Linked DNA regions of Mus musculus: regions 1, 3 and 4 are each linked to region 2. Evidence: chromatin loops called from intact Hi-C (ENCODE). Cell type or tissue: heart. All regions are shown on one strand.

Region 1 (8,000 bases), 73 kb after region 2:
TGCAGGAGCAAATGGAAAGAGAAGGGCTGACTGAGAGGCTGAGACTGAGGGAAGATGCACAGCGACTGGGTCATCTGTCCCCACTCTGCATAAGTGCTAAAAGGCCCTTTAAGTGTTGTAGTTATCTATGTCACCAAGTGGGTGTTCCTGAGTAGGTCTGCTTCCCTTTAGATGTGATGCGTTGGCTTTCTTCCAGCTATGTGGCAGATGGAGGAGCACCTCACTGAATGGAAATGAGGGAGTTCTCAGTTTTACAAAAACACGGAAGTATTTAAAGGCCCAGCATCTAATAATGGCATTGGGTTATGTTTTTGAAATGATCTTAATTTGTGAGACATATATATGTATATGGAAACAAACTAACAAAAATAAGGCTTGACTTAAAACAGCATCTGTTCGACGGGATGCTACAATTACATGAAAGGCTCACAGGGAACAGTAAGTAGATGGTGCTGAGTCAGCTCATCTCTTTTCTTTCCCTGCCTCTCATTCTAAAGCTGAGCCTGGCCATGTAAGCAAGGCTGCCGAGAGCTTGCCGCCCTCTCTGCTTTAGACTCTCGAGCTGAGATTAGAAGTGTGCAGCACACAGCACACACAGTTCCTCTATCATCAGTCCTGACTGTCTCCAAGACTGAGGGACCACACCTGATACACTGTATAACAAGCATTTGCCAACTCCCCACCATATTAACCAAAGCAAAACCCCACGTTCACATCTGGCCTAGCCATGAGACCGAGTAGTTCATAGAGTCACCGGAGACAGAAAAACATAAAATAACATCCCGGGTGCAGTAAAGCACATGCAGTAGGTAGAAGTTTCATTTGGCAAATAACCTAGTTCACTGGAGAAATAAACGCCATGGCAGGGGAGGATGCTGAGGAGAGGAACTGTGAAGAATACAGTCCCTGTATTCTGGGATTTTGGGGCTGACGAGATGGCTCAGCAGGTAAAGGTGTTCAATGCCAAGCCTACACCTCAATTTACTCTCTGGGACCCATAAGGAGAGAGCTAACACCCACAAGTTATCTCAGATCTACACATGGACAACATGGAAAAAGGTTTTTTAAAGAAAGGAAAAAGAGACGGAAAGCCAAACAAATATAATGTGTAACCTTACTTGGATTCTGATTTGAAATAAGGATGACTTATTTTTGAAAAATTTATACACAGATTGAATTTCAGATGATATGAAGTAAATATTGTTTTTGTGTTTAATAATGGCATTGAGTTATGTTTTTAAAGTCTTGAATTTGTGATATATATATCGTGTATATGTGTTTGTGTGTTTTATGCTTATGCATAAAGTAACAAAAATAAGAAGGTTTAACTTTTAAAAATTTCAGGGGGAAATAAAAGGCTGGTGAGATGGCCCAGCAGGGAGGTGTTTACTGCCAGTCTCGTGACCTTTTGATTCTTGGGACCCACATGATAGAGAGAATAGACTCATATAGATTGACCACTGACCCCTAAATGCAAGGAAGGAAGGAAGAAGGGGAGGGAGGGAAGGGCGGAAGGGAGGGAAGGGCGGAAGGGAGGGAGGTAGGTAGGTAAGGAAGTTCAGAAAAAGATGAAGCCTCTGAGAGGGCAGCTGAAGAGGTAGTAATGGTAATGAAATAGCTGAAGTCAGGTAATGAATACCTGATGGTTTCTTCTTTCTCACAAATGAATATTTCTGAAGATAAAAAGTTAAAATCCAAGGGAAACAGCCAAACTACAGAACACTGTAAAAGGGATAAGCATACAAATGTTTGAATGAAGTAGGTCTGCAGACCCCTCACTGCTCCCTCAGAGGACAGTAACAAGCACAATCCCTCTTTCACAGGGCTGCTGTGAGTGTTAGGTGAGACCACCCACACGTGACCGAATGCACAGAGCGAGTCCATAGTAAGAAGTTAGAAAGAGAAAAGAAAGAAAAGAAACCAGCCCTAGGAATAGAGCTACTATTAAAACATTAAGCTGTATGCTGGAGAGATGGCTCAGAGGTAAGAGCACTAGCTGCTCTTGTGGAGGACCTGGGCTTGATTCCCAGCACCCTCGTAGTAGCTCACAACCACTTCCAGTCCTGGGGAAACCAACACCCACTTCTGGCCACCATGGGCGCACTGACATACATATAGACAAAACAGCCATTAAAAAACCCAGAAATGTAAACAGTATTAACTAAAATTCTTAAAAATAAATACATAAATGTCACTAAAAAGACAATTTATGCATAATATGTATACATTTGCATATAAATGGCCAGAATTATAGAACAAGATATATACCAACTTGTTAACAGCTGAGGGGGGTGGTAGGTTACCTAATGCTTTTGAATATAAACATTTACTTCTTTTTAAAAAAATTATTTCTGAGTTCACATGTGTGCTTACTTGAATATATGTATATCACATGTACTCAGGAGCCTATTGGGGACAGAGAAGGGCACCGGATCCCTTGACACTTAAGTTACAGGTGGTTGTGAACCACCATGTAGGTGCTGGGAACCGAACCCTGACCCTCAAACAAAAGCAGTAAACTCTTAACTGCTGAGCCATCTCTCCAGCTCTGAGACATTTACTCTGTAGTGTATTTATGACATACTTAAATGTGTTACAATAGCAAATATTTACCTTGAGTTTTTTTTTTTTTTTAAAACACCCTATATTTAAAAAAAGAAACTTTGTCAGAATTTCCATGCATTCCTTAAAAACTAGCAACATGAAAATAAAATGTCAACAAAAACTAGGTATGGCTGGTCTGGGGCTGTTCAGTGGTGGAAAGTTCATGTACTTTGTTTAAGGTCCTTTGTTGGATCCTCACTGCAAAAACAACTTGTTAAAAAAATGCAAATTTAAAAACCCTAAACTTGTGTAGCTTTTATACTGTTTGTCATTAGTATTTATGTGGCAAAAATGGTTCCCATTACACACTGCCAGGACTCAGGAGGCAGATCTGAGGTTCAAGACCAACTAAGGTTGTCAGGCAGTGGTGGTGCATGCCTTTAATCCCAGCACTTGGGAAGCAGAGGCAGGTGGATTTCTGAGTTCGAGGCCAGCCTGGTCTACAGAGTGAGTTCCAGGACAGCCAGGGCTACACAGAGAAACCCTGTCTCAAAAAAATGAACAAACAAACAAACAAAGACCAGTTAAGGCTACACAGTGAGACCCTGTTTAAAAACAAAAACAAACAAAAACAAACAAAAAGACTAAATTACTAAGTATTCTAAAAACAAAAATTATGAGTACACTATAGCTGTCTTCACACACACCAGAAGAGAATATTGGATCCCATTACAGATGGTTGTGAGCCACCATGTAGTTGCTGGGAATTGAATTCAGGACATCTGGAAGAGCAGTCAGTGTTCTTAATCGCTGAGCCATCTCTCTAGCTCTAAAATTTGATTTTTAAAATATTTATTTTACTTTATATGTATGTGTGTATGCCACATGTGTGGGGGACCTTGGAGGCCTGGAATGGGCACTGGATCCCTGGAGCTGGAGTTACAGGTGACAGTAAGCTAAAAAAGGTAGACTGGACTTCATCTTCCAGAACAATAAGAAGCTAACTAGCTTCCTTCCTTCCTGTTTTCTTTTCTTTTTTTTTGAGACAGGGTTTGTTTGTATATTATTGTCCTGGAGTTCACTTTGTGGACCAGGTTGGCCTCAAACTCAGGATCCACCTGCCTCTGCCTACTGAGTGTCAGGATTAAGGTTGTGCCTTGCTCCCACCACCTGGCTCGGGAAGCATTCTTAATTTTGAGAATATAAACATGAATCACAACACCTGACTAAATCTTAATGGCTTTCTTGGTAGTAATATCTTAACACATGTATATATAATATTTGGATATCTGGCATAATAACTACCAAAGTTAACACATGGAGGAAGCAAAGGATTAGAATCCACAAGGCATTTCAGTTACTCACTGGGAAAACGCTCTTGGTTGACACCGTTACTACTTCCCAGCACATCACAGAACGGTGTGTCTGCAATCAGATTGTGCATCCCAAGAATAGCTGCAGAGACAGAAGAGCGTTAGATTTCCACTTCTACCTGCTCAAAACCTCTTTGTTTTTACATGGGGCCTTGCTGTGTCTCAGGCAGGCCTCTAACTCCTGGGCCAAAGCCTTCCAGGTAGCTGTGACTATAGGTGAGCACAGCACCCAGTTTGCCAACAAAAACTTTAAGTATTTTAACATTCTTCAGACACTTCCCTACTAAACTGAAAATGGACACTACATCCCCAAACAGGAGGAAGGAATGAGGTAGTGGTCAGAAATCACCGACAACCTCTCATCTAGTCTCACCAATCCTTTGTTATTTCCTAGCATCTTTTAAGTTAGACTACAGGGTGAGTGAGGCAGGCTGGCCTTAAAGGAAAACCTGCGCTTAGCTCCACCTGGTGGCTAAGAGAGGAAAGTGAAAAGATGCTCTTACTGTTCACTGTCTAGGGTTGCAGGAACATAACACTATATATACAAAGACAGAGCAGAAGGCCGGGCATGATGGCACATGTGACTACGGTAAGTGCTGTTAAGTTCTTTCATTTAGAATAAAGCGGCATTGGCAGAAGCATTCAAATTCTTTGATATGCTCTCTGATGAGGCTTCTATTTACAAAGCCCCCCAGTGCTCTGCTCCGTAAGGAGTACACCACCTTCTGGAGTTGTGACAACACACGCTCTCTGCCGCCTTCCAAGGTTCTTCCCAGGAACCTCCACTCTACTTTCAAACACGCCATTGGGCTATGGGGTATGAGGGCCTTCCTACACGTCACATATTCACCCAGGAAAACGGGTATTTGCATAGTAAGTGGGGAGAGTGGCCTGGATAAGAAACTGGCCACGGGGATACAGAAGTCTGCAGTGTTCCTTGTCATTCAGCGGAGTTGGGGAAGTGACTACAGATCCTGGTTTCTATTTACTCTCCATAAAGCAGGGCAGAAGGTGACCCCGAAGGCTGTTCCTAGTGCTTAGTCTGCACAGGCTCACAGCTGATGGAAGAGCTTTTGTTGTTGCTAGAAAGACTAAAACACAGCAACATAGGAATGTCATCAAGTAAGACATTTTACCACTATAAAATTTCACCATAGAGTATGTAAAAGAATCCAACTGTTAGATTTATTGTACAGAGCAGGCTTTTGTCTAATGCATGGAGATGGGCCCTGTATTGCCTGCCCCATGCCATTCTCATTCAAACCCCTCCTCCCCAGCACCCCCGCCTTGGGAGATACCTGCAAGGTCGCACAGCTCTGTGTCTGAAGCACTTGTCAAAGCTTCTTCTAACTCTGGGTCGAGGGATATAGTTTCTTCTGTAAGAGTCTGCGCTGGCTTCTGTTTGGGGATAAAAATTTTCCCTGAAAAACAAAAGCATTTGTTACTTATCACTGCTGTCACTAAATCAGTGCCATCTTTGCCCCCTCACACAGGTAAGGCACGTGCAACTGAAATAGACAAGCAGGTCAAAACCAACACCTAACTGGGCAATGGTGACTCATGCCTTTAATCCCAGCACTTGGGAGGCAGAGGCAGGCGGATTTCTGAGTTCGAGGCCAGCCTGGTCTACAAAGTGAGTTCCAGGACAGCCAGGGCTACAAAGAGAAACCCTGTCTAGAAAAAACAAAACAAAACAAAACAAAACAACAACAACAACAAAAACCAACATCTACAGCAATATATTGGCTACACACGCTAGAAAGCAAGAATAACTGAAAAAGCTTCCCATCTCTGAAAATAAAAATGGCTACTTTTGTTTTCAGTTCTGAGATAGAATTTCACTCTGTGGCTCAGGCTGGCCTTGGACCCATAATCCTTTCATTTCAGCCTCCTGAGTGCACAATGCCCAGTTCTTTTGTGGAGAAATTATGAGTTATTTCACAGATTCTGAATCAATATTTAAATGAAGCTGGCTGAGTAATCATTAAAGCACCGGGTACTTAAAGCAGAAAGAATGGCAGTGAGCTCCAAACCAGCCACACAGACACACTACACTACACACACACACACACACACACACTACACACACACACACACACACACACCACACATACACACACACCCGAAATCCTAAAATGTATAAAAATGAAAAAGGCATCCAATTTCTTACTACAAACTGTTAATAGTGACTTGAGGAACAGCAGAGACAATTCTAGATACTCAAGTTCTAATTTAATCGCAGGGAAATGTCTCTATATCCCAAGGGGTGTCCTAAAACTCAACAACTGTTCCTCTGAGGCAAGAACACTGGCTGTGAGGACACAGCTGTGAGGGAGGGAGATGCAAGTAGCACAGGAGTTCAAGGTTACCCTGAGCTTATGAGAGCTCTTATCTCAAAAGAAAGAAAAAACCCCTTATCTCACATCTCTGTCTAAACCTTCCCACCTCTTTATATTATGCTTCTATATGCTTTTCCATTAGATTCCTTGGTTATTTTTTATAATTAAAGATTTACTATTATTATTGATTTTTTTTCTTTGTTTGAGAAAGGTCTCTCTTTGTACCTCTGGCTACCCTGGAACTCACCATGTAGACTAGGCTGACCTTCAACGCACAGAGATGCTCTTGCCTCTGCCTCCTGAGTGCTGAGCCACTTTGAGAACATACCAGGAGCTTCCTTCCTGTCAAGGACTCAGGGATTTTGGAGAAGCTGCATACTTTCCCGTGACCCCTGCCCCTGACACATAGTCCTGACTGAAAGTCTCTAGGGAACAGGCAGCTGTTTTCCACCCCCCACACCTGGCTCTTTGTGCCCTGGAGGATAACTTGACCCTTGCTTACCTCATCTGCTTTCCGCTCTATGGCAGGAGGATGGCCTGGGAAAAGTTGTAGCTCTGCTGCCCTTCCCCCAGTCTCTCCCAGCTGACAGCAAGCCTTGGGGAGTTTTTCCTCTCCACTTTCCTTGTACTCAGTGCCCTCCCCAGCACTAAAGACAGACTCTGTCTCTATTGCTATTATATTATTCACTACATTCAATGCCATAGTTGTGGCTATTTGATTAAAAATTCAGCTATATTTCAAGTGCGCAATAGAAACATCTAGTGTGATGTCTGTGTTAACCAGTACAGCAGATACTAGTCAGTTATGGTTTATTCTGTTGTTTCGGTTCTTATAGCTTAGCTGTGAAGTACCTCAAAAGTTCCTGGACAGAAGTCCTGTCTCCCAGGAGATAGGTAATCCAGTCACTATTAGTGACTGGATCATGAGGGCAGTGACCTAATCCCTAGGTGGATCATGATGCCACATGATGGCACTGGAATGTGGGGTTGGGGGTGGGGTAGAATAAGGAGACTAGTTACAAGCAGGTTACTGAGAGGTCTGGGGAGATACACCCCATTTCTGGCCCCTTCCTGGCTGCCATGTGGCAAACACCTCTGGTCCACAACATGCTCTCACTACGGCGTTCTGCTTCAATCTAGGCTGTCTGTACTGACACTTTCAGGGCAGCGAGCAAATATAAACTTGTAAAGGACAGTCTCACTGTATAGCCCTTGCTGGCTTTGATCTCAGATCCTCCTATGTTCCACGTTCAGGGACTAAAGGTGTGTGCTACCACACCAGCCCTCAATTTTTCCTTTAAAAGGAGCAAAGTTGTTTTTCTCAGGTATTTGTTAAAACGACAGAAAAATCAACACAGTGAGAATAACAGTTTTTGTAACCTCCTATATCTGAATTCAAAGCTAGGGATTTCTGATTTTGACAGTGGGTCAGTCCAGGTGACTTTGTATTAATGAGGCATGTTAACTACATACACACCACAGACCGCCAGTTGAAGTTAGCGCTTTAAGTCCTAGCTCTAGCAGTGAGGACGCATTAATGACGTACACACCGCAGAGCATCTAGTAATTAGACAGCAATTCCTCATTACCAACCATAGGATTGTCTGTACTTAAAACATCTTATGCAACCACCCCCCTCCCCTCAGTTTGCCAAGAAAGAGTTTCTTTGTGTAGCCCTGGATGACTCTGAACTCAGATCTAGAGACCTCTCCCTTTATCTACTTTGGGAGTGCTGGGATTAAAG
Region 2 (8,000 bases):
TGATCTGTAGACCAGGCTGTCCTTGAACTCACAGAGAGCCACCTGCCTCTGCCTGACAAGTGCTTGGTGTTTTTCGATACCATCTCTCTGTGTAGCCCCAGCTGTCCTGAAACTCACTCCATAGACCAGGCTGGCCTTGGACTCAGAGTTCTGCCTGCCTCTGCCTCACAAGTGCTTGGATTAAAGGCGCTCAGCTAACTTATTTCTTCCCATTTGCTCTCCTGAGAAGCCCAACATCATATTAAAAATTCAATGTGGATATGTATTTATTATGTTTTAAAAGTCAAACATCAAACCAGGTGAAGTGACTCTAATCCAGTCTTTTCACTTAAAGAGGTAGGAGGATCTTAGACGTTCAATAGGCTGGCTGGAGAGGTGGCTCAGCAGTTAAGAGCATTGACTGCTCTTCTGGAAGTCCTGAGTTCAAATCCCAGCAACCACATGGTGGCTCACAAACATCTGTAATGAGATCTGATGCCCCCTTCTGGTGTGTCTGAAGACAGTTACAGTGTACTTACATATAATAAATAAATCTTTAAAAAAAAAAAGTTCAATAGGCCAGCTTCAGCCACAAAAAGAATTTGAAGCCAGTCTGGGCTACATGAGATCCTGTCTCTAAAGTGAAATAAAATAAGTTAAATGTGAAACACTTATGGTCCCAGCACTCAGAGCCATTTCTGAAACCCCACACCCCTAACACAAATCTAAAACTGCTGATGAATTTTAAGTGATTATTTACATTATGGCCAAGCAGATCATATTGGGTAGGCTATCAACAGCCACAGTCTATTTCCTCCCATTTTTCACACATAAAAAACAGTAATATAGTAGAATATATCTTCTAGCAGTGGTTCTCAACCTCCCTAATGCTTTGACCCTCTAATATAGTTCCTCATGTGTGGTGGCCCCCAACCATAAAATTATTTTGGTTGCTACTTCATAACTTTTTCTTGCTACTATTGTGACTCATAAATATTTTTGGAGAGAAAGATTTGTCAAGGAAGTTGCAACCCACATGTTGAGAACCATATCCATCTTATAGGTATGTTGATCTATAATCCCTTATCTATAATTCTAAAACCAAAAAAGCTTAGAGATAGGCTGGAGAGATGGCTCAGTAGTTAAGAACACTGACTGCTCTTCCAGAGGTCCTGAGTTCAAATCCCAGCATGATACAGTGGCTCACAACCACCTGTAATGAGATCTGACACCCTCTTCTGGTGTGTCTGAAGACAGCTACAGTGTGTGGGACTGGAGCAAGTGGGGAAGGAGCAAGCAGAGGTCCTGATTTCAATTCCCAGCAACCCCATGATGACTCACAACCATCTGTACAGCTACAGTGTACTCATATACATAAAATAAATAATCTTTTTAAAAAAAGCTTAGAAATGGAGACTTGGAGAGATGGCTCTGTGGTTATGAACACTGGCTGGGTTGCACTGGTTGCTCTTCCAGAGGACCCAGGTTTGATTCATAGCACTCACATGGAAGGTAACAGCTGTCTCTAACTCCAGTCCCAGGTAATGTGATTGATGCCCCTTTCTGACATCTTCAGGTACCAGGTATGCATGTGGTGCACAGATATGTATGCAAAGTAAAGCACCCATGCACATTTAAAGAAATAAAATTAAAAATAAATTTATTTTAATAAATGTAATTTAAAGAAGAGATCAGAAATGAGCAAATACTGCCAGAAACTAACCTAATACTACTGAAAGCTTCATCCTTAGTAATCCAGGCTGTCTTTGTGGCCCCAGCTGGCCTCAAATTCTCAGTTGTCTTCCTGCCTCAGCCTCCCATATTGGGATTTCTAGTCCTAAATCTTTTATTTTTCCCCAGTGCAGATTGAATTTGAACCCTCACTCATAATAGGCAAGCTCTGTACAGAGCTACTTTCCATGTGCCTAGAGGCCAAAGGCCGATTTCCAGTGTATTCTTGAAATGCTCTTCACCCCACCAGGCAGCACCTTACTTTTTTTTATTTTTTTTCCCCCAGACAGAATCTCTATGTATAGCCCTGGCTGTCCTGCTGTCCTGGAACTCGCTATGTAGACCAGGCTGGCCTAGACACCACCATCCAGCATCTGTATTTTAAGACAAGGTCCTTTATTGGACCTGAGAGCTGGGATTACAGATGTTGGAAGCCGTGCCTGAGTTTAAGTAGGTGCTGGATTTTCGGAAAACAGATCTTTAGTCTTTAAGGGCAAGTCATTTACCGACAAGCGATCTCACCAGGTCTTTTTTTTTTTTTTTTTTTTTTTTTTTAAAGATTTATTTATTTATTGTATGTAAGTACACTGTAGCTGTCTTCAGACACTCCAGAAGAGGGAGTCAGATCTCATTACAGATGGTTGTTAGCCACCATGTGGTTGCTGGGATTTGAACTCCAGACCTTTGGAAGAGCAGTCGGGTGCTCTTACCCACTGAGCCATCTCACCAGCCCTTTTTTTTTTTTTTTTTTTAAGGGTGGGGGTTCTCAAGGATCCCACGCTGCTCTTGAAGTTGCTATGCAGTTGATGATGAATTTGGGTTTCTGACCCTTTGCTTCTAGAGTGCTGGATTACAGGCGTGCACCACTAACTACTCCAGGCTAGAGCTCTCAATGACTTATTTCTTATTCTTCTGCCACAGGATCTACGTATGTAGACATATGCTGGCTGGCTGGCTGGAACTCGCTTTGTAGACGAACCTGGCCTGGTATTCACAGAGATCTGCCTCCCCAGAGCAGAGCGACCACACCCACCCTCAACTATTTTTAAGAAACCTGGCCGCAGCTGACAGGTCGTAAACAAGTCTGACCCGCATCCCAAGCTCCGCACAGCGTGCGAGCGGGCTAACGGAGTAGCGGGCGAGCGCAGACACCGGGGCGGGGGTGGAGGGGGTGGGGGCGGAGCCAGCCGAGTGCTGGAGAAAACTAGGTCACAAAAGTAAAGTAGGTCTTTGTGCGGCTCTTTACGACACGTCGTGTTTGGACGGGTCTGGCCGTAAAGCAGGCTCGAGCCGAGCAAGCCAAGGCCGCGGACCAAGCTGCTATGGCGGACATGGAGGACCTCTTCGGGAGCGAAGCTGAGAGCGAGGCCGAGCGCAAAGGTGCGGCGGACGGGCGGGCGGGCGGGCGGGCGAGCTCCGCGGATGGGCACATGGGGCGTCGGGTTGCTTTTCGGCCGGAGGCGCGGCGCCGGGCAACGCGAAGTCCCCAAGCTCTTGCCCAGCGCCCCCTGCATGCCCGGCGGTGCCCGCCTCTCCCGGGGAGACCGCCGCGGAGTCAGTGCCTGGAGGATCAGGGACCGGCCTGGACTCCTGGGGGAGCAGAAGGGAGGACGTGTGGCCTGCGCCCCTCCGTGCATACATGGCCAATTGAAAGGGTGGCTGGCAGTGAATGAGTGGAGACATGTTCAACTGCCCATCGGGCGCGGTAACGCCCCGTGTGAAAGGGCGAGTTGATGGGAGAGTGTAGATGCCCCTGAAGGGTCTGGGAGGGATCAGGTTGGAGTTCTACAGAAGGACTACGCACTGGCGATGGGTGCCCTTGGAGAGCCTGTGCGGAAAGCCAGTTTCCTTGTCTGTGATGTAAGAATGGGGAAACTTGTGGAGTGTTTGGAGAGGAGTGACAGGATTTGGTGATGAATGAATGAATGATGGTTCATGGGGGGCATTTCTGGCACAGGTCTACGAATATCTGAATTTGAGATGTGAATAGAAGAATGAGGAAAGATCCGAGATGAACTTCAGAATTCTTGCAGCCCCCCCAGGCCCAAATTAACTTCTATACATGTCATTTTCCTTGCCCCTCCCCCCATTCGTCACCAACTCCAGTTTGTATGTAATTACTCCAGTTGTGGAGGGAGCACTAAGTAAAAGTACAGAGAACTAAACTCTTCCTGTGCCCGGCTTTGCTCATAGTTTATTCTCTGTGTCTTCGAGGCACAATTCTGTGTACACCTTCCCATGTTTTCCATGAAGCGTTTCATTCATTCAGTAAACAAGGATCCCTATCATCTCCTGGCCACCTTGCTAGGGGTTGGGAATGTAATCATGAGAAGACAGGTTCCCGCTCCCCAGCTTAGTGCTTAACGCTTAGTGCTTTTTTGCATCCACTGGTGAAAGCGTCGTTTAGTAAGATGTACCTGTAGTGCTTTCTCATAGCCACCCATAGCTTAGGGAAGTGGAGTGTACAGATGATTGCAGTTCTACGCTTTCTTCCCCTCCCCTTTCTTCCCTTTTAAAAACTTCTTTTAAGGTCATGGCAGTTTTCTTCCATTTTACCATTGAGTTAGTGGACTCTCCAAGACTGACTTTCAGGGTCTGGTGTCCTGTCTTTGACAACTGCTCTTAGTCTTGAAGTTGCTACGGATGTGACAGGGTAGAACTTGGTAGGTCTGCCTGATTGTCTGCTTACCTGCCTGCGTGCCTCCTTCCCTTTCTTTCCCCCTCTTTCTTCTACTGGATCTGCTGTGTATGTTGCCTTTGTTGGCTTTATACTCCCGATTCCACTTCCTCAGTGAGTGCTGGTCTTAGTTAGATGTGTACCTCCACTTCCAGCTAGTACTACTACGTCCTATTTTCTATTTCTGCTATACGTTGATCTTGTGACTTGATGCTATCCTGATGCTGATATGTTTTCTGTCATTGTTTTTGTGGCTCCTTTAGGGTTTTCTACATGTGAAACCATGCCATGGTGATTAGAGATAGTTGTACTGTTTCTTTCTCTTGCCTATTTATTTACCTTGCTATGGCTGGTACTCTCTTTATGATGTCGAATGGGACTTGCAGAAGTAGATATTGTTCTTGACCTCAGAAGGAGTATGTCTAGGTTTCTAGCATTGTTTATGGTTTATAATCATCGACTCTGTAAGGTCTATAATGTCATCCCCACTTGCATTCTTGACTTTAGTAATTTGAGTCTTGCTTTTTTTTTTCTTGTACAGTCTGCCTAATGGTTTAATTTTGTTAATGTTTTTAAAGAATGAACTGTTAGCCAGGCATGATGGTACATCTCTGTAATCCTAAAACTCAAAAGACAATAGGCAGAAGGATTGGCACAAGTTTGAGGCTTGGTCTACATAACCAGTTGCAGGCAGGCCAACTGAGACTACAAGAACTTATTTAATGGAGGAAAAAAAAATCCAACTACTGGTTTTAAACTACTGGTTTTATTGATTATCTACTTTGGGCTTTCTTACTTTCTTTTTGTTTTTGTTTTTTCAAAACAGGGTTTCTCTATGTAGCCCTAGCTGTCCTGGAACTTGCTTTGAACTCAGACTGTCTGCCTCTGTCTCCCTCTGGGATTAAAGGTGTGCACCACCACACCCGGCTCAAGGGTTTGTTTTTGTTTTTTTGACAACTTGATATGTTTAGCTGTGGATTCCTTAAGGTTTTTCAATGTGGCATTAATTAAACTTCTCGGATGTTAGATTCGTTCTATTTGGGTCATTATTTCTTTAGCTATTACCTTCTTCTGTTGGCATATTTGTATTACTATTTGATTGTGTTCTTATACCTCTACCTCCCTTCCAACCCTTCTCCACTTTGGTCCCTTTCCACGCCCTTCCCCCCCCCCCCAGCATTAGGTAGGAGAGAAAGAAGGTGAGAAAGAGGGAAAAGGGGGTGCAGACCTCTGTAGGCGACTTTGTACTGATTAAGGTCATACTGGTCCTTGGATCCATCCGGTCTCTGTCATCAGGATATCTACAACTTCTTCTTTTCATCTCTTTGCTCACTTTGTTCATGATTACTTTACAAACCGCAGCAGCAATCAGGAGCAGCAGCTTTCCCAGAGTGCCCTCTGCTCTCTCGGGGCTCTGTGTCTATACCCTCCCCAGAGTCCCCAGAGTTAAACTATCTGGCAAAAATCACACCCCTCCTAGAGCAGGAGACAATCATGGTTAATGGCTGCAGGCAAACTGAAGCAGCCCCATAGTCCACACCTGGGATTAAACAAAAACATACTCATATGACATAACTGGGGTTTGTAAACAAACCAAAACACTACATTCTTCACTCCATAATGCATATGTGGTGCTCTGATGGGACTGTGTACAATTGTTTTTCTATACTTCTGCTCTGTTTGCTTTTCTCTTCCTGCTGCATTTCGGGTACAGGGACCACTACCTGCTGGTCAAGAAAGTGATCAAGATGAAAGAGGTGATTCAGGACCGCCCAGTAACAAAGAACTGTTGACAGCAGTGAGGAGGAGATGGGGGGGCTCTCATCACAGTGGCGGGGATGTCACTCTGAACCAAGCAGTGCTCCCTGTACCAGAATGTAGGGCTGCTTACTGTTTTATTTCATGTCTAAGAACTAGGCAGTGGTGGGGTCTGAGGTAAAACATGAAGAGTTCTACTTTGTTTATTTAGTTAGTTCAGCTTTTTGAAACAGGGTCTCACTCTGTAGCCTAAGATGGCCTGGGAGTTACTGTGTAGCCCAGGGTGGCCTCCTATTTGAATGAACTGATCCTTTTGCTTCCGCTACCTGGGTTGCTGAGGTTGAGCTAGTGTGCCTGCTTACTGCAAGTCTGCTAAGTTGTCCTAACTGAACCTTCTGGTCCTTGAACCTTCTTTGTCTCTGGAACAGTGAGAGCGTTGGCTTCAGCAGCCTTGCCAGTTTCTGTTTGTCTTTTAGCAAATTGAGACGGACTTCTAGAGCTCCTCGCTCTGCTGATATTCCTTTGTGTTTACACGATCCCACAGATTCCGAGTCTGAGTCCGACTCGGACTCTGACCAGGACAACGGCGCTTCTGGCAGCAACGCCTCTGGCAGCGAAAGTGATCAGGATGACAGAGGTGACTCCGGACAGCCCAGTAACAAGGAACTGTTCGGGGACGACAGTGAGGAGGAGGGGGCCTCTCATCACAGTGGCAGTGACAATCACTCTGAACGGTCAGACAATAGGTCGGAGGCTTCCGAGCGCTCTGACCACGAGGATAATGAGCCCTCTGACGAGGACCAGCACAGTGGCTCTGAAGCCCACAACGATGACGACGATGAGGGCCACAGGTCGGACGAAGGGAGCCGTCACTCAGAGGCAGAAGGGTCTGAAAAAGCCCAGTCAGATGATGAGAAATGGGATGGAGAGGATAAAAGTGACCAGTCAGATGACGAGAAGCTGCAGAACTCTGACGACGAGGATCGGGAGCAAGGGTCCGATGAGGATAAGCTGCAGAACTCTGACGACGACGAGGAGAAAATGCAGAACACAGATGACGAGGACCGGGCCCAGATTTCTGATGATGACAGACAGCAGCTGTCTGAGGAGGAGAAGGGGAATTCTGACGATGAGCATCCAGTAGCTTCTGATAATGACGAGGAGAAGCAGAATTCGGACGATGAGGACCAGCCGCAGGTGTCCGATGAGGAGAAAATGCAGAACTCAGACGATGAAAGGCCACAAGTCTCAGATGAAGATGGAAGGCGTTCAGACGGTGAGGAGGAGCAAGACCAGAAGTCAGGTAAAACGTTCATGGGCGGACAGTTGGCTGGGTGCATCTTGTGTCTTTTTTTTTTTTTAAGATTTATTTATTATTATATGTAAATACACTGTAGCTGTCTTCAGACACTCCAGAAGAGGGAGTCAGATCTTGTTGCGGATGGTTGTGAGCCACCATGTGGTTGCTGGGATTTGAACTCTGGACCTTCGGAAGAGCAGTCGGGTGCTCTTACCCACTGAGCCATCTCACCAGCCCATTTTGTGTCTTTTTAAAGGGTTTTGCTTTTCATGTGCAGATGGGTATTTTCCCTTCATGTATGTCTGTGCATGCAGTGCCCACGTAGGCCAGAACCGAGTGTTGGGTCCCCTGGAACAGGAGTTGCAGCCAGTTGTGAGCCACCATCTCATTGCTGGGAATTGAACCCAGGTCCTCTGGAAAAGCAGCCAGTGCTTTTAACCACTGAGCCATCTCTCTATTCCTTTTTATTCCCATCTTTATTACCCTGTTTTTCATTTTTGTTTTCTCTTCTCTTCCTTCATATTTACCTCTACTCTTGTTTGTGTGCAGTTTAAT
Region 3 (8,000 bases), 120 kb after region 2:
CACAGGCTCATTTCCTGTTTAAGTATGACCTCCTGGGATAAGTTTTACTGCAGTGTTCATTACCAAAGAGATGACTGTGGTTTTTGGGTTTTTTTTTTTTTTTTTTTTTTTTTTTAAAGAGAAGCAGAGGTCAAGTTGGGAATGTGATTCTTAGAAGACAAGAAAGAGGGGGGTGGGTTGGATGGGAGAGTAGAAAGGGAACGTGGGTGGGGTGTGTGTGTGGTAGGATTCGAAAGGGGAAAGGGGATTCTTAAACAGAGAAGAGAGAGGGAAAGAGTCGAGAAAGAAAAGGAAAGTAAAAATTGGGGCTGTTTCCCATTTCTGTTTGTAATCAGAATGCAGACTTGCGGAGGAAACGCATCAACTTCTGTAAGCGAAGATACAACGACCCAGTCACGTCCTCAAAACAAACCCGCATCAGCTTCACAGCTGGCCCCAGCTGTGCTGCACAGGAGCCAGAAACTTATTCTAAGGCAGGGCAGAGCAGATAAGCAAAATGGCCAATGCAAGACACCAGATTTCAATCACAAAAAGGGTGTGTCCCAAGTTTTGTGGGTTTCCTCTCATCCAACAACAGCCAGGCAGCGAGATGAAGGCTGGGGTAGAGGGGCGGCAAGGCAAGGCGCTTCTCAGACAGCTTCCCAGCTACGCCGGTTCCGGAGCACCGGCCGGTCCCAAACCCAGACAGCCAAACCCCAAACCCTACGTAGACAGTCCCGAACTCCAGGAGACCGGTCTCAAATACTAGTGGCGGCCCCGAATCCCAGGCGGCCGGTTCCGAACCCCTGCTGGCCGGCCACAAGTGACTCAACCCCAGCCCAGAGCCTGCGCGCCTGGCCGCGGGCGACACCCAGCACAGCTCGCCGTCCCAGAACGGCCCGGCACCCTCTGCTCTCTAGCGAGGCCCGCGGGCAAGGCGCAGGAAGCACAGCCGCTCCCTTCTTAGTCGCCCAGGCCGGAGCGACCCGCTGCCGCGCCCGCCGACGGACTTCCTGGAAAGCACTGGGCTGAACTCACCTGTCTGGCCGCCGACCCACTGCACAGTCCGCAAGGTTTGAATCGCTCTTCCCGGCGCCCACACTCCGCGGTGCCTCAAGTTCAGGGAGTTGCCGAATCCTCCCGCCAGCTGCCCCTAAACCCGACCGCGCTGTCTGTATTGCTGGTTCCCCTTCACTGTCCCCTCCCACGCGCGTGCGTACTCGTGGGGCAGACTGCATGCTGGGAGTTGTAGTTCAAGGGAGAAGGGTGCGGCTCCATACATACGGACCTGGTCCTTTACAATGGGAAGGGTGTTGTTATAAGAGGGTACAGACACTAGGCTGAGAAAAATGCTTTCTGCTCCTGTATATGTACCTGCCCGTGACCCTCTGGAAGGTAGAAAGCCTATCTATAGGCTTTTTTTTTTTTTTTTTTTTTTTTTTTGGGTAATACATTTCCTTCTTGCATGGTGGGCCTTTTGTAAACAAATAATACAGAGTAAGGCTTTTCTTAATCCCTTGGTTACTAATGGGAGAGCGTGATAATGGGAAAGCCTTTCAAACTTGTCATGGAAGACAGATAAAAGCTAAGGAACTGGGATCGTAGCACAGTTGGTAGGGTGCTTACACAAGCATACACAAAGCCCTAGATTTAATTCCAAATAATGTATAAATTGGATGTGGTGTTACATGCCTGTAATCTCAGATCCCAGCAATTGAAGCAGAGGGAGGGGTACCAGAAGTTTATCAGTCAGTTACATACAGAGTTCAAGGCCAGTCTGGGCTACATGAGGTTTTTTTGGTTTGGGTTTTGTTTTGTTTTGTTTTGTTTTGTTTTGTCTTTTTAAAGCAATTTATGGCAGAAAAGGTCATAAATCGCACCAAGGTGTGGTGCCTCTAACTAAACAAAGGAGTAAAGGTGAGAAGCAGAGATATATTTCATTAATGCACACACCTAGGAAAGGATCAGATAAAGAAGTCAATAAGCCCATATGAGCTTTAGATTTAAGCAGAGCAACTGGGGCAGGAAGCATTCTTGTATGTATAATTGAGCAATCCTGGTCACAATGTGTCCTGGCTGGTCATTCTTTAAGACTGGTTCTGCAAGTTGTTCCCAAGAGTCCCTTTTGCCTGAGGGGGCAATGTCATTCTCAGAGGATAAGTGCTCATGTTCCAAGATGCATCCTCCCCACCATGGATGGGATGGGTAACTGACCATTTTCATGGAATCCAAAGTGACCACAGGTGCCTTTGAGGAGTAATTGTAAAAGCTGACTCTAAGATGTCTCTCATACTTTAGTTTTATGCCTTTATCCTGAAGGACCATGAGAGAAGTCCTTGAATGGTAAATATGTCCACATGCAGAGGTACCTAGGCAACCCAAAACAGGAAGGCAGACACAAAATGAAAGCATAGATGTTAGGGGTTACTCTGTTTTTAGTTATCTTATGGGTCCAAGCAAGGCAGTGGTTTTTAACAGATGCTGTTTCTAATCACCTGGTAGACAGCATGTGCCCATTTTCCTGCTCCATCCCATCTTCCCGTTCCAACTTTGTGTTCTACAACAGGCAGTGCGATTAGGCTAATGTGAGAGAGAGTAAACTGGAGAAGCAACTAGTCAAAGGAGGGAAAGGAGGGGATGGAGTTAGGTGAAGATGACCTTGGAGGACCGTTTAATGATGTTCTGCATAATGGGCATGATTGGCACGGGCATCAGCAGCATGGGCATCTGCATGGGCATCAGCATGGGGCATGGGCATCGGCATGGAGATCAGCATGGGCATCGGCACGGGGCATGGGCATCAGCACGGGCATCGGCACGGGGCACAGGCATCATCATGAGCATCAGCACGGACATCAGCATGGGTAGGAATCGTGTTCTATCTTGATAATTAAAAAAAAAAAAAAGAAAAAAAGCAGCCCAGAAGAGGACTGGAGAGCATGCTTGAGGTACATTCCAGTTACACCCAGAATAGGGAGTCACCCAATGGTTAGTTTCTCCTGGCATCTATTTCTGGCATCTACTTCTTCCTCTCAGGGCGGGAGCACCCCTGGTTAAGTAAACACTCCGGATTTGTGCTGCTGACACTCACTGAATATCACGGATAATCTGGAAAATCTCAATCTCTTTCTCTCTCTCTCTCCCTCCCTCCCTCCTTCCCTCCCTCCACTCTTTTCTCTCCCTCCTCTCCTCTCTTTCTTCTTCTATATCTTCTTTCTTTGTCCCTCCTTCCCTCCCATCTCTGTCTGTCCCCCCCCCTCCATACATACATACATATATATATATGTAGTACTGGCTGGTTTTGTGTGTCAACTTGACACAGCTGGAGTTATCACAGAGAAAGGAGTTTCAGTTGAGGAAATGCCTCCATGAGATCCAACTATAAGGCATTTTCTCAATTAGTGATCAAGTGGGAAAGGCCCCTTGTGGGTGGGACCATCCCTGAGCTGGTAGTCTTGGTTTTATAAGAGAGCAGGCTGAGCAAGCCAGGGGAAGCAAGCCAGTAAAGAACATCCCTCCATGGCCTCTGCATCAGCTCCTGCTTCCTGACCTGCTTGAGTTCCAGTCCTGACTTCCTTGGTGATAAACAGCAGTATGGAAGTGTAAGCTGAATAAACCCTTTCCTCCCCAACTGCTTTTTGGTCTTGATGTTTGTGCAGGAATAGAAACCCTGACTAAGACATATATATATATTTATAATTTGTGTATTCATTTGAGACAAGGTCTTGCTACATAATCTGGCTGCTCTGACACTCCCTATTAGACCAGGCTGGCCACAAAGAAATCTCTCTTAGTCTCCCAGGGCTAGGATTACAGGTGTGCAACCACCTACCTGGCTAAGAGAAATCTCATAAATTAAAATATTCAGGAGCTTGTTTCTGAAAGAATTTTCCTACAATGCCCAGGTTGAATTAATATTTATTGAATATCCAATACACACCAAGCACTGACCAGCATTCGTAATATCTCATGGAACTTCGAAACAACCCTATAAAGACAGAACTAATATCCTCAGGTTTTAAATGTGAAAATAAAAAATGAAGAATTGAGAGTTAATTTGCATAAAGTCAAATGACCAGTTACTAATTATAGATCAAAAATGAAGCACATACTCACTCAAATTCTAGCCTACTTTTTAACTGCTGGTTAGACCAACATGTCTCCTAGATCTCATCAAATTCTTTAAAATATGATAATCTGTGCCCAGTCTTAAAGAATATGAAAAATCTTCTCCAAGAAATTCCAGAAGAGGCAGCATTTTGAATGGATAGATAATTTGGATTCTTTGACAGTTCATGTGTATGATATTTTAAAACAAGACAAAACAAAAACGTGATTTACTGTTGATGTTTATGTATGTGTGCCTGCATGTTTATGTGCACCACGTATGTACAGGCCAGAAGAAGATTGTGGGTCTCATAGAACTGAAGCTATAGGCACTTGGGAGCAGCCAAATGTGGGTGCTGGGAATTGGACCCATGTTCTGCAAGGGTAGAAGGCACTTAACTGCTAAACCATCTCTCCAGCCCATTTTGTATGTCATTTTTTTTGGGGGGGAGGGAGAAGGTCTCATGTAGCTCAGAGTGGCCTCAAATTCATTATGTAGCCGAGTCTGGCCTTGAACTGTTGATCCTCCTGGTCTCACTTCTCAGATCCCAGCGTTACTGTCACGCACCACACATTTGTCTCCTTTGACAGTTCTGCGTTCACGCTTGTTAGTATCCTGGTTATTCTGCTCTGAAAAAAAGAAGGTGGGCTGGTTTGCTCCTCCCATCATTCCGGGAAATTAACTCATGTCACCAGGCTTTGGACTCTTCTGGCCAGCCAGCCTAACGGACTCAGTGAGCTCCAGGGCAGGCATCAGTGGGCATGGAAGGCTGGAGAAGTGGTTTAGTGGTTAAGAGCAGGGGACCTAATGCCCTCTACTGGCCTCCACAGGCACATATGTGGTGTCCATACACACTCAGGCACACATAAATACATGTAAATAAATCTTTCCTTCCTCCCTCCCTCCCTCCTTCCCTCCCTCCCTCCCTCCTTCCTTCCCTTCCTCCCTCCCTCCCTTCCCCCTTCCTTTCTGTTTTTTAAAGATGACTTTTGATGGGCAGTGGTGACATAGGCTTTTAATCTCAGCACTCAGGAGTCAGGTAGGAGGTTCAAGGCCAACCTGGTCTAAAGCGTGAGTTCCAAGACAGCCTGGGCTACACAGTGAGCCCCTATTTTAAATGCCCCCACCACAGACACCTCAAAAAAAAAAAAAGACGGCATCTGAGGAATACTCAAGGCTGATCCTCGATCGTGCATGCACACACACAAAGAGGACAGAGTGAAAGTGATTGATAAGCCGATACTGCCATCCTACTTCTGCCCTCATTAGTGTTATCTTCCTGCCTCCAGCCAGAGCAGCTCATAAAGTCTGTGCCTTAGTGAGTCATCACAAGCAAATTAATACCAGCGGCCATTTGCTCTTTATCAAAAGGTTCCTTCAGGAAACAGCTTCCCTTGGGTATATGAGCAGTTTTTAAGGACCCAGTTTGCAAGAAAAGCTGTGAGAATTTGAACTGTAGACCAACAACTAGAAGAAAGGATTTCATTCTGGGGCCGTGGAGTTGGTTAAAGCGGAGGGAGGGGAGAGCAGCACCGTGGCTGGTATGCACAGATTTAGGAACAGCTTTCCAGAAAACTCCTTGGCCTGAAATGCCCTTTTCCATCACCCCAGGTCTACTTGCTAAGTGACTCCTCATGTTTTACCACACAACTCAAATGCCATTCATTACTCCCGTTCCTCCAATATCAACAGCTGAAATTCCCCCATGTCAATTTTAAGCAGGGGCTCTATCATGGCTCTTCTAGAGGTGCAGCTAATACAGATTCCTGCAAATGCCAGAGGACCAAGAACCAACCTCATACTCCAGCTGGCTGTTACAAGCCATTATTATATTGGATATTACAGTTTTTTGAAATTTGCTTGGGCTTGATAAGCTTGGGTTTCTAAGATATATAGAACCCCCCTCCTACCTTCATATGTGCCAAGCCAAGGACCTGCGTGCTTTCCTTCCATCGTCTATTGTCTAGACCAACCTTATTCAATTACCTATTCATCTGGTCCCCACTGAGGCCCTGGACATAAGGAATACTTGCTAGAGACTATAGGCATCTGGTCTTCATGATTCTCTTTTTATTAGCATACAAAATAATGAGTTTCTTGGATGACTACCAAAGAAGGAAGACAGGGTATGGGCTACCATTTCTTTTAGTCCTAGAAAAAGCTGAACTATGAAACAGTCCCATAAGGAGGGGACATTTCCTTAACAAAGTCCAAACACAAGAGATCCCCAAGTCAAGGGGTCATTTAAGGGTTGAGTGCCGAATCCAAAAGCTGGTGCCTACAAAACAGCAAATCCAGACAAATCCAGCCACAGATTCAAAGGGACAAGGTTTCATGTGGCTCAGACTGGGCGCAAGCAAAGTCACTGTGTAGCTAAGAATAACCTTGAGCCCCTCATTTCTTCCTTCTTCCTCCCGAATGTCCGTCCGGCTAACAGGTACACTCCATCACACAGGGTTTAAGGAGGTTCTAGGGATAGAACCGAAGGCTTCCTCTGATCTACCAACCAAACCACATCCCTAACCCCTGAAAAGGACAGTTCTTTTAGCAAAACAATGAAGCAATGCATTGAAAAGGACAGTTCTTTTAGCAAAACAATGAAGCAATGCATTTCCCCGTGGAGGTGTGCAACAGCAAATATAGAAACTAGATCTAGGCCCTCTCTGTTTCTCAGACTGTCACCAGCCTAAACAATGAAATTTAGAGATCACCAAGCTGAGGCAGAGCTCAGCAAGTTTGGTTTTCCTGTTATTCCAGATCAAATCTTTATTCAGAAGTTTGGTTTACTGTTAGCGGGCAGAGGGTATACAGAGCTACCTGTAATTCCCTGTATTCCGGTTCTCTATTACTCTAACCAATTTCAACTGTGTAACCACAAGTGAACCTTTGGTTTCAATGTTTCCATTTCTCCTCTGGGTACAGTGGTTGTGTACTTTGTCTTTTTTGTATAAGGGTGTCATTATTCTGTTTTCAAATGTTTCTACGGAAAGTACAGTGTCAGACATTTATTTTGAAGAGATACTTTGTCTTAGAGTAGCCAGGAACCAGGCGTTTACATTTAAAGTTAAGTTTATTGACTCCACCCCCCTTTTTACATTTTAATTTACAACTATCATTCCAGACACAAGTGAACACATAACATCTTTGAAAGCAGGAAAATCTTGGTTAATTAAAACAGTTTCTATTTAGCTTAACATTAGCTCTGGGTGCTAATTCCAAAGGGCCCAAAAATCGCACCCTTTTTTTGGGGGGGTGGGGGTGGGACAATGGGTTTCCTTATTATGAGGATAAAATTAGTTTACACTCTATACATTTTTTTATCTCACAGTTACTTTTCACAAGATGTTCAACTTCAAATTTAAAAGGCAAGTTAGTCTTTAGATTCCTAGTGAATTAACCAATCACCTAGCTTTGCTCAAAAAATATCAAATGAAAAATAAAGCCCTGTGGCTCTTCAGCATCTGCTCACATAAACAATGTTACCAACAATGCTGACAAGTTTACAAGAATATTATGTCCCTTAGTCTCTCCAACACAATATAGGTAACAATACACATAAAGTCACACTTGACAGGCAGAGAACTGGTAAGCCATTATGACCAGTGGCATGCAAGAATTTTACATGTTTATGTGCAATGAAAAATGTTGCTTGTTTTCTGAAAAAACATGAAACACGATTAAGATAAAGGCTTACTTAAAATATAAATATGCTTTTCCATGTACATAGTTTTGGTCTTAAAAAGAAAGTAGCAGAGATACAAATTACTTTTACTTATATATTTATTTCAAAATTTAAGACTAAGTCTCTTGTATCCCAGGCTGGTCTTGAACTTGCTATGCTTCAGAAGATGACCTTGAACTTCTGACACTGCTCCTGCACCTCCCAAGTGCTGGGATTACATGTGGACACTAC
Region 4 (8,000 bases), 140 kb after region 2:
CTGCCAGGGAGCCCTGGGAGGAAAAGCACTCCTGAGCTGAGAGTCACTGGGACAGAATGGACATCCTGTGTGTTGACAGGTGTTAGAGCCGAACGCACAGGGACATAGGCTGATGGAATGGCACACGATGCAACTCAAGGTACATTTATTCAATAGTTGTTCTTCATTGCTGTCTGTTAGTTTTGAGGCAAAGATTCTCTGTGTAGCCCTGGCTATGCTGGAACTATCTGTAGACTAGGCTGGCCTTGAACTCAGATATTCCCCTGCCTCTGTTTCCCAAGTGATGGGATTAGAGACATAGGCCACCATGCTCCGTTTAACACTTGATCTTAAAATTAAATGCACCCATGTTAATCAGAGCATGGGATGGGAGTGCAGCAAGCCTTTCCTCATTGGACACACCAAGCTTTGGCCTTAACTTTCCGTCCCAGAATAAAGAAACTTCAGAGCAATTAGTTCTTTATAAAAACTTGCACAACCTCCTGGCAGGCAGGCAAGATCGTGCCGCTTTATCTTAAACTTCAGAAAAGAAAACACTTTTTCTCAAATGGGACGAAATGGAGCCCATGCAGCCAAACACAACTTGGAGTTATTCACTCTGGTTCACTTCGGTTCAGCAAATATCTGAGCATCTATTCCATGTGCTGGGATAGTAGTGTCAGAAAAACACAGAGGTGGTTCCCTCCATGCTATAGAAATGATTAGAGTAGAAATACATGTCTCAAGATTTGCTTTCTGCACTCTATGGGATTATATAAAACTGTAATTTCCTGGGGCTAGAAAGATGGCTCAGCAGTTCAGAGTACATGCTGATATTGGAGAAGAGCCAAGTTCAACTCCCAGCACCCACCTCAGGCGGCTCACAACCACCTGCAACTCCAGCTCCAGGAGTCCACATACCCTCTTCTGGGCTTCAAGGATGCTGAACTAACTCTCTCTCTCTCTCTCTCTCTCTCTCTCTCTCTCTCTCTCTCTCACACACACACACACACACTTAATTAAAAATTAAAATAATTCTTTTAAATCTAATAAACAGAACCCAACATACATGGTAGTCACAAGAAATGTAGCTACTAAGCCTTAGTAAACCAGCTAGTGGGTTGGAGAGATGGTTCAGTGGTTAAGAGCACTGACTGCTCTTCTAGAGGTCCTGAGTTCAATTCCCAGCAACCACATGGTGGCTCCCAACCATCTGTAATGAAATCCGATGCCCTCTTCTGGTGTGTCTGAAGACAGAGACAGTGTACTCATGAACATAAAATAAATAAGTAATTCTTAAAAAAAAAGGAAGAAAACCAGTAGTAGTTTGAACTGATGAGCTATAAATATAAAACACCCCACAGGTTTCAAAGATGGAATATGAATAAAAGAATGTAGAATACCTCATTACAGTTCTAAGTTATATCTACACGCCCAGACATATCTCTATATACTTTTATTTTTTAGACTTTATTTTTATTTTATGCATATGGGTGTTTTGTCTGAAGGTATGTCTGTGCTTCATGTATGTGACCTCATACAAGGATGAGGTGCCAAGGATGCTGGAAGAGAGCATTAGATTCCCTGGAGCCTGAGTTATAAGCAACTGCGAGTTGTCTGAAGTGGATACTTTGTATCATCTCAGGTCCTCTGGAAAAGCTGCAAGCACTCTTAACCGCTAAGCCTTCTCTCCAGCCCAAGACTGTTACTTTAAATCGAACCACTGTGTCAGGACCTTTGTTTTTCTAGTTTGATTTGAGAGCCAGCGGCTGGTGTTGTAAACTCTCAGGTTGATTCCCGGAGACCCTATCAACAACAGCAGGGCTGTGTGTGTAAATTTAGTGTAATGGAACTAGAACGACCTGGTGGTGATTCTTGGCTCTGTCATTACTTGCCACGCCTGGGATAATCTAACCTCTTACGTTATTGCAGGAACTAACAACAGCACGTATTTGGAGCACTAAGGGATGACTGGGTGAGGTAAGCTTTCAAAGCTTAGCGCTCAGAACTGTAGTCACCGAGTCCCTAGAAGAGTGGCTTAAAATAAGCAAAGCAGACAAGAGGAAGCGGTGATGGCTACGGTGGGGACAGTATTTACTTAGGCTAAGTAGCTTTCTTGTTTGGCTAGATTACCCCAAATGCATAAAAGGACAAAGGTTTGGTTATTACTTTTATTTCCATACTCGCATTAACTGAATGTCAAATGGAATGTTTCACTATTTTTGGTTGTTTACAGTATGCTTGGCTTATTAATGCACATACAGATTAAGACAAAACACACTCTGACGTTTTTATATGTGCCAAGTTCAAGCAAGTTTGGGGGAGGCATCATAATATCTAATGACGGTTACAGAAAGTTACTGTAGGAGGGAAAGTTGCAGAATCGTTTTTCTCAACACAGAACAAACTCTAAATATTTATTTAGTTAAATGCCAAGACGCCTGTCTTGTTTGGAAAGCACAGCGCTGTCAAGAATCCACTTAAACCAATGCGTCTGTAGTGTAGGTTCTTAGCCTGTGCCTCAGGACCGTAAATTTGTTAGATTAAGTTGACCAGATCTAAGACTTTCAATTGATAAAATAAATTATCGAGGAATGGTGATTTCATGCCTGAAATTTTAGCACTAGGCAAGCTGAGGCAAGAGGATTACTGGGAATTCAAGATTAGTCCAAGATCCATGGTGGGTTCAAAATGCAGGCTACACAGCAAGACTCCTATCTCAAAACAACAGAAAGCTAATCTTAAACAATAAGAAAAAAAAACTAAAAATAAAGAGTTGCCAGGGAATTAAATGACGTCATATTGTGTTTCAAGTCTCACTTACAAGGGCCACAGGGTCATTGCTGCGGGTTGCAGCCAGGCTGAACTTCTTCACATGGGTGTTGGTCTCCAGAGACTTTGCAAATTCCTTCAGGGTTGGAATTGGAATGTTCTAAGCACAGAAAACAGGGTTAGTTAGAAACCATTCACACTGCGCTCCCACTCACCCTCAGTTGTTTTCAGTTTTGATTGGACCCAAGGTCTCAATGTCCTAAGCATGCGCTCTGCTACTGAGCTCCACCATCAGCAAGCCCCCTGCAACTTTTGACTATAACCTGTATTTAGATGGCTGATTACACATCTTTAAAAAAAATTTTTTTTAAGTCCATGTGTGATAACTAAGCTATTCTGAGAGAACAGCGCCTCCTAGTGCCCAATAAGGGAATGTAACTCAAAAGATTTTCCTTTTCCCCCCTTCTGCCCTATATCCTAGGGCAGGCTAACAATCATCGTCTCTCACACACATACCCTTCAGATATGCTTTTCTCCTTGGTCTGAAAACACCTGTTGTCGTCTTCTCCACCTCTGAAGAGCCGCCTGAATGATTTCCTCTTTGGTTTATGAGTTCTCCTAGGCAGCTTCACATTTTTCCTTTCCTACAATTCCATCACCACTCGGGGCTAACCACCTATGCTGCCAACATGTGGTCAGTGTTTGTCTCTTACTATAACATCCTCAGTGAACACTGGATGGATCTTAACTGGGTCTCCTGGAACCCAGGCCGGCTTCAATCTGGCCTCAATTTCACCAGGTTGTCAAAGCTCTCCTGAACTCACGGTGATTCCCTGCTTCCACCTCTACAAAGCGAGGTCTCTTGCACACAGCCACATGGAAGTGCCATGCTGGGAGCGGATCCTTTGGACTCAAGGTATGAGCTAATACATGTGTTTGTATTCTTTTCTTTTTATGTTTAGATTTGTTAATTGTATTTTATGAGTGTCTTCCATGCTTGGGTATATATGTGGGCTCTTTCTTACAAATCACATACACAAATCACCTGTCACTGTAGATGTAAGCAGCAAGCAGCAAAGGACAGCACTGGGCATGAGCCTGGCTGCATGATGGCTAAGCTGATCGACCACAGCAACTAAATCTCAACTCTCACTGACGAGCAAGTGAGATCATGAAATTCCAGTAGCCAATGACGTAACACATAATGCACATTCTATAAACATAATATAATCGGGGCTGGAGAGATGGCTCATCAGTGAACAGTACTTTGCTACTCTTGCAGAGGACCTGAATTCAGTTCCTAGCATCCAAGCTGATTAGCTCACAACTGCCTGTAATTCCAGCTCCAGGATCCACTATCGTCCTTGACCTCCCCAGGCAACTTCACTCATGCGCATGTACTCACATAGGACACCTATACACATAGTTAGAAACAGGAGGGATCAGGTCGGGGTGAGGGATGGAGAGAAAGAGTAAGGGGAGAGATAACTGGAACTGGGGGCAATGTGGAAATTGGAAACAGTGGAAACTGTTACAGTGGAAACTTCCTAGAACCTATGAGGGTGACTGTGATGGCTTGTATATGCTTGGCTCAGGGAGTGGCACTATTAGACCGTGTGGCCCTGTTGGAGTAGGTGTGGCCTTGTTGGAGAGGGTGTGGCCTTGCTGGAGTAGGTGTGTCACTGGGAATGGGCTTTAAGACCCTCATCTTAGCTGCCTGGAAGTCAGTATTCTGTTAGCAGCCTTCAGGTGAAGATGTAGAATTCTCAGCTCCTCCTGCACCATGCCTGCCTGGATGCTGCAATGCTCCCCCCTTGATGATAATGGACTGAACCTCTGAACCTGTAAGCCAGCCCCAACTAAATGTGTTTTTCTAAGAGTTGCCTTGGTCATGGTGTCTGTTCACAGCAGTAAACCCCTAACTAAGATAGTGACCCTAGCAAGGACTCACAGTAATGGAGGATACAGAGCCTGAACCAGCCATCTGTAACTAGGCAAGGCTTGCAGTGGTGAGACTGGGACACCAATTCAGCCACAAACCTTTGACCTGTTATAACCTGTCCTGCCTGAAAGATGTGCTGGGGCAATGGTGGCTCAGAGCTTGTGGGAGTGGCCAACTAATGGCTGGTCTAACTTGAGGCCCACACCAGGCGAGGGAGCCGTGCCCAAAACTGCCTAGATAGCCACAAACTGGAAGCTGGATGGCCCAGATCTAGGGTAGAACCAAACATGACTGGCAAGAAAAAAAAAAAAAACAAGCCAGTGAAATGATTTCTAATGATATTCTGTTGTACTCACAGATCACAGCCCAACCTTTATCAGAGAGACAAGAGGCTTTCTCTGGCAGCTGATGGGGGCAGATGCAGAGACAGGGACCCACAGCCAAACATTAAGCAGAGCTTGGGAGACCCCACAGAGGAAAGACTGTAGGAGCCACGGCACCAGGAGAACACGGCCTACAGAATCAACTAAGCAGGGCTGCATGAGAATCTGCGTCAGGCCCTCTGCATATATGCTGTGGTTGTTTAGCTTGAGATTTTTGTGAGATTCCTAACAGTTGGGGGGGGGGTGTCTCTCTGGCTCTTTTTGCCTGCTTGCTGGACCCTTTCCCTCCTCCTGGGTTGCCTCATCCAGCCTTGACATGAGCACTGTGCCTCGTTTTGGTGTGCATCTTGTTATGTCGGGTTCACTTGATAACCCTGGAGGAGCACTCTTTTCTGAAGGGAAATGGAGAGGCAGTAGAGCTGGGAGGGGCAAAGGGAAGGGAGCCTGCAGTCAGGATGTACTGTTCCAGAGAAGAATAAATAAAAAGAAAGAAGAAACAACTCATTAGAGATAGTATTAAATGCTAGGGATGTGCTCAATAGGAACCAACAAAACAAACCTATACCTAATCTTTAGGAGGTAGAGGCTGGAGGATGGAGAGTTTGAAATCAGCCCTGTTGACATATTGAGTCTGAAGAGTTTAAAAGCCAATCTTGGCAACACAGTGAAACCTTGTCTCAAATTAGCCAACCAAGTCATCAGCCAGCCAACTGAAGAGAATGAATAAAGGGGGCCCCAGGCAATCCATATGTGCTCACGCTCCTCTTGTCTGCTTCTCTTCCTTCAACAGCTCCATGTCAGAAGGTGGTCCATGAGCAAAGCTGTGCAAGATTTGTGAGACCCTGGGAGAAAGCTCCAAGTAAACAAGACAAGAGTCTTGCAATCTCTGGTCCTTCATAGCATGGATTGTTCTTTCAATGTGTTTTCGTGCCTCTTCCAGGTGTACTGGTTAGGGGTGAGTCTAATTCACATTATTCATTACGACTGGCTATTGTTATTTATGTGGTAGGCTTCTATGGAAACAAATGTGTCTTGCCACATGCTTCTTGTCCTTGTGACTTTATACTTCACTCAGGTGACTCTTCTTAACCCTCAGAGTATAAACTGTTGGATGCTCCGAATAAAGTTGCCTACTGTGTGAGACTTCAGTCTACCTTATTTTAGGCTCCCACTGCTAACTAGAGTGGCAACAGCAAGACTTATCATTAAAAAGAACAAAGTGGGAATGACAGTCTTGACTTCAGACACCAGGTCATGGGAAATACTGTGTGTGTTGTTGAGGGGCACATGTAGTATGGGTACCCTGAGAGGCCAGAAGTGTTGGATCCCCTGGATCTGGATCTGGTTGTGAGGTACTTGATATGGGTGCAGGGAACTGAACTTGGGTACTTTGCAAGAAAAGCAATTACTTCTAACCACTGAACCTTTGCCTTCTTGACTGTTTTCACTCTGGGGTCACTATCTTTGGGAAAAGCCAGATATAGTTGTGTGAGAACACTCAAACAGCCCTGAAGAGTGACCCATGTGGTGGGAAAGTGAGGTCTCTTGCCCACAGATGCATGGGGCTGCCATCTTTGGATACCTTAGCCTTGATTGGCAGTTTCTCACTTGAGAGCCTGTGCCAACTACCCTTCTAAGTTACTCTGACATTCTGACACTTGAAACTGTGTGAGGGGGCTGGGGATACAGCTAGGAGGTAGAGTGCTGTAACACACACACACACACACACACAGAAGGAAAGTTGATGTGGTTATTCACCATCAGGTATAATTCGATTTGTTTGGCCTGAGTTCTATGAATTGTTTCAAAAAGTTCTAGAAATCACGCTTCTTATAGACCCATTTCTTTTGACTGGATTAGTCTGTCTGAAATCAGTGACTTGAAAGGACCACAGGCCACTGTAAAAGCAGTCAGTCAGTGATGTCCAGCTCTGGAAGGGACAAACCTTAATGTTGTTGAGGTTGACCTCCTGCAGGCTGGGGTCGTTGGCCTTCATCTGCTGCAGGCTTGCCTCCACATTTGTGGGGTTCGGTGGCTCCTCAAATACTGGCTTGGCCTTTTCACCTTTCACGACATCTAAAACACAAGTTTTAGTTTATAAAAGAAAGTGCAAGAGGTCTTCTATCAAATTAGAGACAGCTTCCCCGGAAAGTATCATTCTTTCATGTAGAGTCCAACACTGGTTCCAATATGAACCACAGTGAGTTTATTCGCACTGAGCAGTGGTGCCGCTCTGAGTCAGTCTGGAAGGCAGATGCTTTTCAGCCACTATGAGGCATCTCATCCACTGGCAGTTACTGTTGTACCAGTTGGACTTTCCCACACTATCAGCACCAAACCATAGGCTCTGTGATGCAAAGATGGCCACCACGATGAGCCTCTTCATTTTCCAAATCCTTTTAAAAAATGTTGTGTGATGCTAAGACTTGAACCCAGGCCCTGCTCAAAGCATTTGTTCTAGTACTGATCTATGCTTCTCTCCCCAGTTCCCCAAAATCAATACCGCTCTGGCTTCCTGATCGTGGCCCTCCTCCAATTTCCATTTTGCATCTCTAGCTTTGATAAAGGTATGGAAAGACCAAGGAATGGAAAAGAAGAATGAAAGGCACCTTAGAAACAATTACTGGGGGGCTGGAACATGGCTCAGCAGTTAAGAACACTTGCTATATTTTGTAGAGACCCTCGTGGTATCTTAACAAACATTAGTAAGTCCAGTTCCAGGGATCTGAAACTCTCTTCTGGTTTCCTTGGGCACTGGATATGCACGTGGTAAACATATATACATGTGAAAAAAACTCCATTTCCATACATATACATAAATAAACAAGTAAATAAATACATAACTTAAGCTAGATATAGCAGTATATGCCTGCACTACCAGGATCTAGGAGACCGAGCCAGGAGGATCATGAGTTTGAGGCCAA

What was found. A loop is a pair of places that touch in the nucleus more often than their neighbours do. Peaks named below come from ENCODE experiments on the same cell type or tissue, not always from the same donor. Only the 100,000 strongest peaks of a DNase experiment are listed, where the experiment ranks them.
Region 1: a loop joins it to region 2, with 2.9 times the contacts of the local background. A loop is called at or near these places in 3 of 42 quality-filtered maps.
Region 3: it touches region 2 in a loop (2.1-fold over the local background); 2 of 42 quality-filtered maps call a loop at or near these places.
Region 4: a loop joins it to region 2, with 3 times the contacts of the local background. A loop is called at or near these places in 4 of 42 quality-filtered maps.

The regions. Positions count from the first base shown.
Region 1 is chr9:75,511,258-75,519,257 of GRCm38, forward strand. Tmod3 (tropomodulin 3) reads right to left here. Exons shown (of 10, transcript NM_016963.2): 4 at 5,216-5,338; 5 at 3,910-3,999. Among named protein-coding and RNA genes, the nearest start is that of Tmod3, 44 kb to the right of the region's middle. In heart, a CTCF peak has its summit at 4,388 (motif pointing left); a DNase peak (open chromatin) is centred at 6,694.
Region 2 is chr9:75,438,546-75,446,545 of GRCm38, forward strand. It overlaps Leo1 (Leo1, Paf1/RNA polymerase II complex component), which reads left to right and starts at 2,979. Exons shown (of 12, transcript NM_001039522.1): 1 at 2,979-3,090; 2 at 6,690-7,448. The coding sequence starts at 3,033. In heart, a CTCF peak has its summit at 3,238; a DNase peak (open chromatin) is centred at 2,966; H3K4me3 peaks cover 1,696 bases; H3K27ac peaks cover 1,309 bases.
Region 3 is chr9:75,558,483-75,566,482 of GRCm38, forward strand. Tmod3 (tropomodulin 3) reads right to left here and starts at 1,175. Exons shown (of 10, transcript NM_016963.2): 1 at 1,018-1,175. It overlaps Tmod2 (tropomodulin 2), which reads right to left. Exons shown (of 10, transcript NM_016711.3): 10 at 7,139-8,000. In heart, CTCF peaks have their summits at 861 and 4,896 (motif pointing left); DNase peaks (open chromatin) are centred at 469, 1,189, 2,769 and 2,889; H3K4me3 peaks cover 1,410 bases; H3K27ac peaks cover 1,068 bases.
Region 4 is chr9:75,579,027-75,587,026 of GRCm38, forward strand. Tmod2 (tropomodulin 2) reads right to left here. Exons shown (of 10, transcript NM_016711.3): 6 at 7,022-7,152; 7 at 2,804-2,911. Among named protein-coding and RNA genes, the nearest start is that of Tmod3, 23 kb to the left of the region's middle. In heart, a CTCF peak has its summit at 3,173 (motif pointing left); DNase peaks (open chromatin) are centred at 495 and 2,865.